2 separate regions of the Homo sapiens genome follow, and region 1 is linked to region 2. A link is an interaction called in ENCODE POLR2A ChIA-PET data of the cell type or tissue named here. Cell type or tissue: OCI-LY7. All regions are shown on one strand.

Region 1 (2,500 bases), 160 kb before region 2:
ATATATATATATATTTTTTTTTTGAGACGGATTCTCACTCTGTCACTCAGGCTGGAGTGCAACGGCGTGATCTCAGCTCACTGCAACCTCTGCCTCCCGGGTTCAAGTGATTCTTCTGCCTCAGCCTCCTGAGTAGCTGGGATTACAGGCGCCCGCCACCATGCCCAGCTAATTTTTGTATTTTTAGTGGAGACGGGTTTTTGCCAGGTTGGCCAGGCTGGTCTTGAACTCCCAACCTCAGGTGATCCACCAGCCTCGGCCTCCCGAAGTGCTGGGATTACAGGCGTGAGCCACTGTGCCCGGCTGAAATATATATTATGATTGGGGAAGATCAACTGCATTACAGGGGCCCGAGGCAGATACGTGTGTGTGTGCTCACATATGCGTGTGTGGTGGTAGTGGGACATAAAAGCTGTGATCACGCCACTGCACTCCAGCCTGGGAGAAAGAGTGAGACCCTGTCTCTAAATAAAAAAAAAAAGAAAAAAGAAAAAAAAAGACTAGGCTTTTAGGCTGGTTTGTTTTGCATGGCCCCAGGGGCAGATCTTCGACCAGTGGGAAGAAGGAACAAGGAAGTAGTTGAGGTTGAAGTAGCATTTTCCAATAGTCATTCTGCCTTATTTACTTCAGTCCTTGATGGAAATTCTTTCTCAAGTGCATCACCAGCTCCCTGCTTCTGAGAATGGACACTCCAAGATTTGAACTTTTCTGCAGGTAACCCGAAGTCAATGTACTGATCTCATGCATTTTGCCAATGCCCATAGGCCCCTGTGAGGCAGGGGGAGTCAGTTTTCCACACAGGGCCATTTAAGAGACACTAAAATGCCCTGTGACAATGCCTTTTGAGTTCTTAGACTTTTAATCATGTCCCTCCCCGTCGTTAGGGTGTACTTTCTCACTGCTGTTATTCTGACCCTCTGTAATATAATTTTTGCTACTTCAGAAATACTGTTTCTAACTTGATATAAGCAGGAAGCCACAGTTCTGAAATTATTAGAACTCTTGTAAACTAAGAATAAATGAGTTCTGAGCGAGGGTTCCTGTGAGCAAAGTACATGACCCTTTGTCGGTGTTTGATTGAGATGCTCCTTATGGGTTCACAGGGCCCCTGTGCACAGCCCTGTCTTCCTGGACTGTCATCACTGATACACTAGCCTGTCAGGTCCCCAGGGTCAGGCACAACTTCCTGATCTTTGTAGTTGCAGCGCCTGCCATGCACAGGAACTCAACGGATGGTGTTTGTTTGTTTGTTTTGAGACAGAGTCTCATTCTGTCACCCAGGCTGGAGTGTAGTGGCACGGTCTTGGCTCACTGCAACCTCTGCCTCCTGGGTTCAAGCGATCCTCCTGCCTCAGCCTCTTGAGTAGCTAGGATTACAGGCCCGCACCACCACACCCGGCTAATTTTTGTATTTTTAGTAGAGACGGGGTTTCACCATCTTGGCCAGGCTGGTCTCGAACTCCTGAGCTCAGGGCCCACCTTGGTCTCCCAAAGTGCTGGGATTACTGGCTGGAGCCACCGCGCCCGACCAACAGATTCTTGTCGAATGAAGGGGTGGGCTTGTGGTGGCATCCATTTGGCAGCTTGGGGGCCTTGTTCTGCTTTCCCTTTGCCTTCCTGGTTTGGGGTGACTGTTCCTTGGAGGTAAGAGAGGTTGATGATGGCAGATTCTCAGAGAGCTAAGGCGAAACCATTTCTAGCAGTTCGAACTCCCTTTAGTCCAATGGGGGAGGCAGTCCCTCCCTTTGGAATAAGCTCCCCGGGTTCCTCTGGCTTTGATGCCCCTCACTCTGTAGGAGACCTCAGTCTTAGGGTTGTGCTCTCGAAGCCTCTGTTTGTGAGCCCAATTCAGGAAGGGGTGGAGCTTCACTCCCCCTCAGCTGGGTGCTCCCTCAGGGTACCCTTGGCTTTCTCTGCCACTCCAGGCCTCAGCTCTGTAGGGCAGGAAGAAGCTGGTGGCGGAAGGGCTGTGTGGGCCTGTAATCGTCCAAGGGGTTCAGGTTGCGTGCTGCCTAGACAGAGCCGATTTATCAAGACGGGGGAATTGCAATAGAGAAAGAGTAATTCATGCAGAGCCGGCTGTGTGGAGACCAGAGCTTTATTATTACTCAAATCAGTCTCTATGAGCACGTCGGGGGCAGAGTTTTTAAGGATAACTTGGTGGGTTGCGGGGAAGCCAGTGAACCAGGTGTGCTGATTGGTCAGAGATGAAATCACAGGGAGTCAAAGCTGTCTTCTTGTGCTCAGTCAGTTCCTGGGTGGGGGCCACAAGATCAGAGGAGCCAGTTTATTGATCTGGGTGGGGCCAGCTGATCCATCAAGTGCAGGGTCTGCAAAATATCTCAAGCCCTGATCTTCGGAGCAGTTTAGGGAGCCTCCAGCGGCACGACTCCTAAACCATAATTTCTGATCTTGTGGCTAATGTTAGTTCTACAAAGGCAATCTAGTCCCCAGGCAAGAAGGAGGTCTGCTTTGGGAAAGGGCTGTTACTGTCTTTGTT
Region 2 (2,500 bases):
TTGTGGAAGGAGTTACAAGCAGAGAAGTTCCCTTGAGGAGCACAAGGAGCGCTGCCGTACATTTCTTCAGAGCACTGACCCAGGGGACACTGGTGAGTTCACGCAACACACGTTTAGTGAGCATCTGCTGTCCTAGGTGGTGAGATACAATAGTAAGTAAAAAGACTCGTGGAGTTTATATTTTACTGGGGGCAGACAGATTATAAAGAAAGTAAATGAGCAAACTGTAAGTTGGAAGGTTAGCGGGTGGTAAGTGCTATTGAGAAAAATGAAGCAGTTGCTGAGGAGTGAGGGTGAGAATCAGGGAAGGCTTCAACGAGGTAACATTTTAACAGACTTCTTAACAGGGTGAGTAAGCCCTGCAGATAACTAGGGAACAGCAAGAGCAAAGGCCCTGGGGCACAAATTTGAAGAAGTGTACGTAGTTCTGTGTGTCTGGAACACAGTGAGTAATGGGACCTGAAGCCAGAGAGGAAATGGGAAACCAGATCTTCTCAGGCCTTGCAGGCCATTGTAAAGGCTTTGGCTTTTACTCTGAGTGAAATTAAAAATCTTTAGAGGGTTTTGTACAAAGAGGTGACATCATTGGTCTTCTCATTTGAAAGAATCACTCTACTTGCTTTTGAGAAGAGATTGTATTTGGGGCAAGGTTGGAAATTGGGGGTCCAGTTAGGAGGCCATTGCAATAATTCAAGCAAGAGAAAATTATGTCTTGTTAGTGGTAGAGGTGGTGAGAAGTATTCTAATTCTCTGTATATTTAAAGGTAGAGTCAACAAGATTTCCTAACAGATTGATGAAGAGTGGAGTTGTCGTTTACAAAAAATGGCAAAAATTGAGGGTAGAGGAGGTTGGGGAGTGGCTAGGGAAGAGGCAATTAAAACTACAAGGATTTTCTTTGCACAGGGCCCAATTTATATCCTTGTCTACTCATATGATTTATTGTGATGCTTCTATTTGGCTTTGGGGATTCCTTGTTTTATTCAGTGATTTGAATTAGATGCCTACTGGCAATTGGTTGAAACACTAGATGTTCTTCTATATCTCAATTGTGGTTTTATTTCCTTTTAATTCTTTGTTGGAACAGCCTGAAACTTTTTTGTGTCACATCTCTTCAGCTGTCCTTTGTCCCATTGAGTTGGCTGTCAGCCTGGTTCTGCAGCTTGGGTTGTCTGACATTTTTATTTGGTAACTTGAACCAATTGCTTATTTAGAATAGGTACAAACCCTCATGGGATTTAGTGTTTGACAGCAATTGTTGCAGTTGAGTAGTTTGAATAGGCTAAAACAGAAAAGTTACAAAAAGATGACAGAAATAATGTGAAACTCAGGAAAAATGGAGTAGAAATGACTACCTAAACTGCCCTCATTTTGAGTGAGAGGAAACTTTTATTTTAGATAAAACCTATTGCATGATGTTAGGAGCTGGCCAACTGAATTCTGATGGCTTGCAGTGCTTCTGCTTTTTATCCTAATGGCATCTTTGGTTTTATCAAGGAGTTGGATTTCTAATTTGATAAAGGAAATCCAACTTATTTGGATAAAGCTTATCCAAATAAAAAGAAATGTTTACCCCCTTATAAAAAACAAACAGGTCATACACAGTGGTACACACCTGTAGTCCTAGCTGCTGAGGAGGCTGAGGCAAGAGGATTGCTTGAGCCCAGGAGCTCAAGCCCAACCTGGGCAACAAAGCAAGACACCATCTCTAAAACAATAATAATAAAATAAAAAGAAAAACCTAATATTTGGGTTTTGACATCTTCTCTTTGTTTTGCTTTTATCTGAGTCTGCTTGCTAGGAAAGATTTTGACATCTTAAGTGGCATGCTTCATGGCAGTCAGGCAGTACTCGCTCAAGGACGGAATGTAGGCATCTCTACTTGCAGTTCTGTATTTCAGACAATAGGCAAAGCTCTCACTGTAAGAGATTCCCAAGCTATGAAATCTATCATATTCCAAGTAGAATCACTAATATTTAAAGCTAGAATGAAAGAGAGCATCTGACCCTACTTCTTCATTTTAGAGGTGACAAGACTGAGACTCGCCCAAAATTCAGTGACCTACTTAAAATTCACCAGAACTTTAGTTGTTTTTGTGATTAGTCATATTTTTTAATTTTCAAAAACTTGAGATATAACTCACATGCTATAAAATTTACCTTTTTAAAGTGCACATTTCAATAATTTTAGTATATTCACAAAGTTGTACAACCATCACCACTATCTTATTTCAGAACATTATCACCATCCGCAAAAGCAGTGCTGTGCTCATTAGCAGTCACTCCCTATTCCCCCTTCCTCTAGCTCCTGGCAGCCACCAATCTACTTTCTGTCTCTATGGATTTGCCTGTTCTGGACATTTCACATAAATGGAATCATACAATATGTGGCCTTTTGTGTCGGCTCCTTTTACTTAGCATAATGTTTCTGAGGCATTTATGTATGCTGAAGCATTTATCAGGACTTCATTCCTTTTTGTGGCTGAATAATATTCCATTGTT

Evidence for each region. ChIA-PET counts read pairs that join two places held together with the same protein. Peaks named below come from ENCODE experiments on the same cell type or tissue, not always from the same donor. Only the 100,000 strongest peaks of a DNase experiment are listed, where the experiment ranks them.
Region 1: POLR2A ChIA-PET joins it to region 2 with 7 read pairs; 4 of 35 experiments call an interaction of 5 or more read pairs at or near these places.

The regions. Positions count from the first base shown.
Region 1 is chr17:39,947,361-39,949,860 of GRCh38, reverse strand. No RefSeq gene overlaps it. Among named protein-coding and RNA genes, the nearest start is that of GSDMA, 14 kb to the left of the region's middle. In OCI-LY7, no CTCF peak of the experiment used is centred here; a DNase peak (open chromatin) is centred at 1,160.
Region 2 is chr17:39,785,850-39,788,349 of GRCh38, reverse strand. It overlaps IKZF3 (IKAROS family zinc finger 3), which reads left to right. Exons shown (of 8, transcript NM_012481.5): 6 at 1-92. Among named protein-coding and RNA genes, the nearest start is that of GRB7, 49 kb to the right of the region's middle. In OCI-LY7, no CTCF peak of the experiment used is centred here; a DNase peak (open chromatin) is centred at 1,190; H3K27ac peaks cover 2,125 bases.